Linked DNA regions of Homo sapiens: regions 1 and 2 are each linked to region 3. A link is an interaction called in ENCODE POLR2A ChIA-PET data of the cell type or tissue named here. Cell type or tissue: PC-9. All regions are shown on one strand. Region 1 has its middle 6.5 kb from the start of PARD6B. Region 2 has its middle 4.5 kb from the start of BCAS4. Region 3 overlaps RIPOR3 (RIPOR family member 3).

What was found. Peaks named below come from ENCODE experiments on the same cell type or tissue, not always from the same donor. Only the 100,000 strongest peaks of a DNase experiment are listed, where the experiment ranks them.
Region 1: POLR2A ChIA-PET joins it to region 3 with 13 read pairs; 11 of 35 experiments call an interaction of 5 or more read pairs at or near these places.
Region 2: POLR2A ChIA-PET joins it to region 3 with 14 read pairs; 10 of 35 experiments call an interaction of 5 or more read pairs at or near these places.

What each region holds. Positions count from the first base shown.
Region 1 is chr20:50,723,869-50,726,368 of GRCh38, reverse strand. No RefSeq gene overlaps it. Among named protein-coding and RNA genes, the nearest start is that of PARD6B, 6.5 kb to the left of the region's middle. In PC-9, no CTCF peak of the experiment used is centred here; a DNase peak (open chromatin) is centred at 1,268; H3K4me3 peaks cover 453 bases; H3K27ac peaks cover 2,319 bases.
Region 2 is chr20:50,789,318-50,791,817 of GRCh38, reverse strand. No RefSeq gene overlaps it. Among named protein-coding and RNA genes, the nearest start is that of BCAS4, 4.5 kb to the left of the region's middle. RefSeq lists an enhancer at 843-1,528. In PC-9, CTCF peaks have their summits at 889 and 1,093; a DNase peak (open chromatin) is centred at 947; H3K4me3 peaks cover 386 bases; H3K27ac peaks cover 954 bases.
Region 3 is chr20:50,662,104-50,664,603 of GRCh38, reverse strand. The region is part of intron 1 of RIPOR3 (RIPOR family member 3); the gene reads left to right. Among named protein-coding and RNA genes, the nearest start is that of RIPOR3-AS1, 18 kb to the right of the region's middle. In PC-9, CTCF peaks have their summits at 907 and 1,107; DNase peaks (open chromatin) are centred at 983, 1,423 and 2,153; H3K27ac peaks cover 2,193 bases.

The sequences.
Region 1 (2,500 bases), 62 kb before region 3:
ATTCTTTTTTTAAAACAAATTATTATTATAAGGCTTGGAGCAGTGGCTCACGCCTGTAATCCCAGCACTTTGGGAGGCCGAGGCGGGTGGATCACCTTAGGTCGGGGGTTCGAGACCAGCCTGACCAACATGGAGAAACCCCGTCTCCACTAAAAAATACAAAATTAGCCGGGTGTGGTGTTGCATGCCTGTAATCCCAGCTACTCGGAGGGCTGAGGCAGGAGAATTGCTTGAACCCGGGAGGCAGAGGTTTCAGTGAGCTGAGATCATACCATTGCACTCCAGCCTGGGCAACAAGAGTGAAACTCCATCTAAAAAAAAAAAAAATTATTACTGATTGAGTATCTATTATGTGCCAGGTACTAGTCTATTTTTTTTTCTTTTTTTTTTGAGACAGAGCCTCATTCTGTTGTCCAGGTTAGAGTGCCGTGGCATGATCACAGCTCACTGCAACCTCTGCCTCCCGGGCTCAAGTGATCCTCCTACCTCCAGCAAACGTTCCAGCTTCCCAAGTAGCTGGGACTACAGGTTCGCACCACTGCTCCTGGCTAATTTTTAAATTTTTGTAAAGACAGGGTCTCACTGAATGGCGTGAACCCGGGAGGCGGAGCTTGCGGTGAGCCGAGATGGCGCCACTGCACTCCAGCCGGGGGGACAGAGCAAGACTCCGTCTCAAAAAACAAAACAAAACACAACAAAACAAAAAAAGACAGGGTCTCACTATGTTGCCCAGACTGTTCTCGAACTCCTGGACTCAAGCAGTCCTCCCACCTTGGCTTCCCAAAGTGTTGGGATTACAGGCACGAGCCACTGCACCCGGCCCCATGTAGTATTCCAGATGTTAAGGAAATTGTAGTGTTAAAAAAAGACAAAATCCTGGAGCTGACATTTGCAAATAAATGAATTTAAGTATATAGTGTGTAAGTGATAAGAGCCATGGAGGAAAATAAAGCTGGGAAGTGGGATGGGAGGCCTGAGGTGGTGGAGTGAGGAGTGGAGGGAGAAAGAAAATTTAAAATAGGGTAGCAAGATGGCTTCTCTGGGACATTGGAGGTGAGAAAGTGATCCTTGTGTTTCTGCAGGTTTAGGGGGCCGGGACTCAGGATGGGGCGTGAGGATTAAGGGAGATAAAGCTCACTTGGTGCCTGGCACACAACAGGGCTCAGAAAGCACCAGCTGCTATTTTAAGCTATTACTCAGTGCTAAGGCCAGGGGATGAAAGGAGAAGAGTGGGAGCAGCAGAGAGAGAATGACTAAGTCAGCCCCGGGGCAGGGGGGGTCTGGAGTGTTTCACGGGTGAAGTGACTTAGTGCTAGGGCTGAAGAATGAGTAGGAGTTTGCTAGAGGCACGGAGGGGAGGAGGCATTCCAGGAGACAGAGCTTCACAGGCAGTGGTGTGGGGGCAGGGAAAGAACATGGTGTATTCCCCAGCCAGCGCGTAGAGCGTGGGTGTGCGCTGGGTGGGGGCCCTCTCTGGAGATTGGGACTGGAAAAGTAGGTGGGAAGCAGATTGAGAAGGGCCTCGGAGGCCATGGTGCAGAGTTTATGCTGGGAGACTCCACACATTTAAAACTGGGGAATGAAAGAATCAGATTTGTGTTTTAATAACATCTACTGAGGAGGCAGGCAGTGGGGCAGCAAATTAGTGAGACTTGCAAGGAAGGCTGTGATTAAATGGCCAAATAAGTGGTGTGGCCTGGGGGGTTTAGGGAGGAGGGAAGGCATCCATTCATGTATTTTTTCATTCATTCAGCACATATTTATTAAGGTGTAGCTAAGAGCCAGGCACAGGCTAAATGCCCAGGTTACAAGGGTGAGAGACAGTCAGCAAGTGCACCAATGTGGGGTGGAAGGAGAGGCTGGGTGGGGACTGCAGGGGACCAGAGCTTCCGCCCCGCAGAAGGGACTCACCTCCAGTCCATATGGCTCCAGCTGCGTGGGAAGGAGGGCTTTGAAGTGGGCAGATCTGATTCTTTAAGAGAGGCTGGATGGTTTTTGTTTGTTTTTTTCAGAGACAGGGTCTTGCTCTATTGCCCAGGCTGGAGTACAGCGGTGCAATCATAGCTCACTGCAGCCTTGAAACCCTGAACTCAAGCAATTCTCCCACCTCAGCTTCCTGAGCAGCCAGGACTACAGGCGTGTGCCACCATAACTGGCTAGTTTTTTATATTTTTTTGTAGAGATGAGATCTCACTATGTTGCCCAGGCTGGTCTGGAACTCCTGAGCTCAAGCGATCCTCCCTCCTCGGTCTCCCAAAATGCTGGCATTACAGGTATGAGCCACTGCATCCAGTTAGAGACTGGACGTTTTTATGTGAAACTTCTTGATTTTTAAATGTTGGCAACTAATCAAACAGGGTACAGTGAGTGAAATGAGTGGAGCAAGTGTGTGTGTGTGTGTGTTGTGTGTGTGCTTGTGTGTGTGCATCCATGCACGTGTACATGCCTTTGCTTAGACAGAGGCATGAGCCACTGTACCCGACCAGGCCTGGAGCTTGGA
Region 2 (2,500 bases), 130 kb before region 3:
GAATGTCTAAAATGACTCATTTAAAAAAAAAAAAAAAAAGCCAGGCTGGCATGGTGGCTCACGCCTGTAATCCCAGCACTTTGGGAGTGGGAGGCCGAGGCGGTCGGATCACATGAGGCCAGGAGTTTGAGGCCAGCCTGGCCAACAGGGCGAAACTCCTGTATCTACAAAATATACAAAAGTTAGACAGGAGTGGTGGCACACGCCTGTGGTCCCAGCTACTCGGGAGGCTGAGGTGAGAGGACCACTTGAGCCTAGAGGTCAAGGCTGCAGTAAGCCGAGATCATTCCACTGCACTGTAGCCTCGGTGACAGAGCCAGGCCCTGTCTCAAAAAAATAAAATAAAAAAAGAAAAAGGAAATTGCCCATATGAAAAAAAAAAAAAAAGCCTGGGATATTAGCTAAAAGTGCTGATTACCCAAATCCTCTTCCCTGGGGAAAGAGGAGGTCTGGGGAAGGGGTCTCTGTGTCCTTCACAAGTGTCCCAGCGATTCATACCCTGGGCCAGGTTGGCTGGTTGACAATCATTTTGTTTCTAGCCTTTTTTTCTGAATATGTGATTGTACCTTAGAAATATTTTGCTAAAAATATGGATGCCCAGAAGCCCACCCCAGACGTTCTGAATCAGGATCTTTGGTGAGAGGGGGCACTGGGCCTCCGCATTTAACAAGCTCTGCTTCGATTCTAATGCACACTGATGTCTGGGAATAACCCTATCCAGGGGCTCCGCCGCGCTGCCAGCCTTAGTCAGGGACCCCCATGGGAGGCCAAGTAAATGATTTTACACAAAGAGGACTGAGTTTTTAAACATCTCCCCAGCCTCTCAGGGTGCTGGGCTCCTGCCCGGGGGCCCTGCCCCTGCTGCTCCCTGCCCTAGGTCCGCAGCCCTTGGGGAGGCCCCGGACAGCCGCGAGCCTGAGGCCTGGAATGCAGCCCGCCCAGGCCGCACCCTGCCCAAACCAGTTTGAACCAGCTGCAGGGATGGAGCCGTGGCGCGTCCCCACGAGCTCCCTCTGGTGCCCAAGCCGGGCTCAGAGCTGCTGCTCCCGCCTCCTGCTCTGGAGGCCTCCTCGGGTGCAGACAGTGGCTCCATCCCAGCCTGGGGGGAGTGGGGGTGCCAGTGGTTGCCAGGCTCGAAGGCCCGTGGGAGCCGTAGCCCCCTGCTGGGTCCCAGGTCCCACACCCTTCTGCCCCCACGCCATCTGCTTCACCTCTAGCTACAAAATGACTGCCTGTCTGTGTCTTTTTAAAGTCAGTTCTCCCAGCGCAGGCCTCAGGCACACAAAGTTCTAGACCAGACAGTTCCCAAACGTGGCTGCATATTGAAAACTCCTGGGAAACTTCCAGAAAATACTGATGCTCAGACCCCACCCCCAGAGGCTGTGACTTAATTTATGGTGTGGGGTGTGGCCTTGGCTTTGAGAGTTTTAAAAGGTGCTCCTAGGTGGTTCCGATCGACAGTGTTTCAGCACTGGCATAGCTTTGTCTGGGACCCCGATCTCTAAAACCATATTCGTTGTTAATGTGTCCTGAGCCCTTACTATGTGCCAGGCACTGTTCTAAGCTCTTTGCATAGATGCCCTCACTGGATCCCCACCACACCCTGTGAGGCAAGTAGGTCCTGGGACAATCACCACTGTCTAAAGAACACGTGACAGGCGGTGGCTCACACCTGTAATCCCAACACTGTGGGAGGCTGAGGGGGAAGAATCGCTTGGGACCAGGAGTTTGAGACCAGCCTGGGCACCTCTCTCTGAAAAAATAAATAAAATGTGAAGTCGCTCTCCTACTTAGTGTGTTTCCCCACTAGTGAAATAATTTCAAGCACAACCCATCTACATAGAAGCATAGTTTAAAAACAGGTATTGGCTGGGTGCGGTGGCTCATGCCTGTAATCCCAACACTTTGGGAGACTGAGGCGGGTGGATTGCTTGAGGTCAAGAATTCGAGACCAGCCTGGCCAACATGGTGAAACCCCGTCTCCAGTAAAAATACAAAAATTAGCTGGGCTTGGTGGTGCTTGCTCCTGTAATCCCAGCTACTCAGGAGGCTGAGGCAGGAGAATCTCTTGAACCTCGGAGGCAGAGGTTGCGATGAGCCGAGATTGTGCCACTGCACTCCAGTCTGGCCAAGAGAGTAAGATGCTGTCTCAAACAAACAAACAAACACCCCAACACCACCACCAACAATAAAAACCCAGATATTAAAAAACATTTTTGGGCCAGGCACAGTGGCTCACGCCTGTAATCCCAGCACTTTGGGAGGCTGAGGCGGGCGGATCACCTGAGGTCAAGAGTTCCAGACCAGCCTGGCCAAGATGGTGAAACCCCATCTCTACTAAAAATATAAAAATTAGCCGGGCATGGTGGCAGGCGCCTGTAATCCCAGCTACTGGGGAGGCTGAGGCAAGAGAATCGCTTGAACCAGGGAGGTGGAGGTTGCCGTGAACCAAGATCGCGCCATTGCACTCCAGCCTGGGGGACAAGAGCGAGACTTCATC
Region 3 (2,500 bases):
TTGCCCAATGTCACACGGGAACTCAGGCAGAGAACCCTCCTGACTCAGCCAGCCCCCTTTCCCGTGGGATCCTGCCTGATGTGAGCCTTGAAAGAAGGTCTGTCCCTCAGTGGAGATTTCCACTCCAGGCAGCGGCTGCACACACACATGGAAAAGAAATAGACTCGAGGTCAGAGCAAAGCCAACAGTGCGACTGCTGACCCAGCTCTCAGGAGTGGCGCACAGCATGGAGAGCAGACAGGCGGGAGGGCTCACAGCCTAGCAGCCACGCTGTTTGTCCACCACAGAGATCTCACTGGGCTTCACGGTGTCCTACCTTAAATATTAGGTTGGTGCAAAAGTAATTGCAGTTTTTGTCCTTGAAAGTAATATATTGGGGCCAGGTGCGGTGGCTCACGCCTATAGTGCCAGCACTTTGGGAGGTCGAGGCAGGTGGATCACCTGAAGCCAGGAGTTCGAGACCAGCCTGACCAACATGGTGAAACCCCGTCTCTACTAAAAATACAGAAATTAGCCAGGTGTAGTGGCGAGAGCCTGTAATCCCAGCAAGTCGGGAGGCTGAGGCAGGAGAATCGCTTGAAGCCGGGAGGCGGAGTTTGCAGTGAGCCGAGACCACGCCATTGCACTCCAGCCTGGGGAATAAGAATGAAACTCCATCTCAAAAAAAAAAAAAAAAAAGAGAGAGAGAGAGAAAGTAATATATTAGGTATTCAAGTATTAGATACAATTAAATCTAATAATGTGCTCGAGTTGACAGCCATTCTCAAATTGTGAGAGAGGTGAGGTGTTTTCCTTCTGGGGATGGGGATCAGGGTTGTCTTGGATGGGGGGACAAATGGCTGGCACCAATCTAGGGAAGCCAGAAAGTAGAGAGTAAATACTGATGTGGCCATTATTCTGCCAGCTCAGTCTTGCCCAATGAAGGGGAGAAAATAGGTGGCAGAGAACCAGCCGCTTGTTTGCCATAGAAAGGTACCGAAAGGCTGTCCTGACCTCTAGGGGCCTCTTGTGATATGAACTTCATCATTTTAGGGAGCTGACCTTGGGCTCATGTGCTCACAACGCCAAGACCTTCACATATGTTATCCTAATTAGTATTCACAGAATAGTCCTGTGAAGCAGGTAGAGTTATTCCCTATGATCAGACGCTGCACTGGGGCGCTTGGAGAGGTGGAGTCGCACTGCCTGACCCTGGCTAGTAGCCACTGTGCCATACTCCACGGGCTGGCAGACACTGTGAAGCCGAACAGAACAGGGTATGTGAGCCACCTGACAATCATTAAGCACGTTGTAGCCAGCAGTAGGTCTGGGTAAGGTGCTGATGGGAGGCAGCATGTGGCAGTCCCAGCCTCAGGTCACTTGCTGAAGGACAGAGGTGCACTGGAGAAAATGTGGCCTTGGAGGCAGAATCACGTCAGTGAATACCTGTGTGACTCACTCAGTTGAGCTCAGGGCCTACAAACAGGTGCAGTCAGCAGTTTGAAAACTTTTTTTTTTTTTTTTTTTTTTGAGACAGTCTCTCTCTGTCACCCGGGCTGGAGTACAGTGGTGAGATCTTGGCCCACTGCAACCTCCACCTCCCCGGTTCAAGTGATTCTCCTGGCTTCAGTCTCCCGAGTAACTGGGACTACAGGCATGCGCTATGACAATCTGGCTAATTTTTATATTTTTAGTAGAGATGAGGTTTCACCATGTTGGCCAGGCTGGTCTCGAACTCCTGACCTCAAGTGACCCACCCGCCTCGGCCTCCCCAAGTGTTGGGATTACAGGCGTGAGCCACTGTGTCCGTCCTGAAAACTTCTTGTCTAGCACAAACTCCCATTGTACAGGTGAGAAAGCTGAGGCTTGGAAAGAATTGACTTCCCCCGTGTCACCAGCCAGAGAGTGGTGGGGCCAGGACTGGGATCCTCCCTGGGGTCCTGGTCCAGTGGACACCCCTGTGGGTCCACGAGAGAAGGTATGAACTGTGATGGAAGGGCAGTGGTGGGCCACCCGAGAGGAGGGTCCTGGGTGGGCAGAGGCATCCAGGCACACCAGATGGAGAAATAGCTTAGGGCGCTGTGTCTCACTCTCTGCAACAACTCCCCATGGGAGGGATGACAGCAGTCACGGCTGCACCTATGAAGTCCACCACCTGGGCTCCAAGCTAGCCCTGCCACTCTCCAGCCAGTGGCTCTGGGTGAGTCATGTCACCTGCCTGAACCTCCCTGGACCTCAGCACCTTCCTCTGAGCGTGGCCGTAAGCCTCAAGTGACATTATCCCACAGCCCATTGCCTGGCCCTTAGTGCCCAATTTCACCAATGTGGCCAATTATGACTGCTTATTTATTTCCATTTGGAAATTGGCTTTTAATTCCTTTTGGCTTTTCCCTTCTTCTCTGAGGGCTCCTCCTTCAGAGGGTCCTGCCCTGGATAAAGACAAAAGCAGATGCTCCCAGGTAGTCTGGGTCACACCCACGCCTCCCGTGGGTCTGGAAGTGGCTGGAGGAGGAGTGAGTCT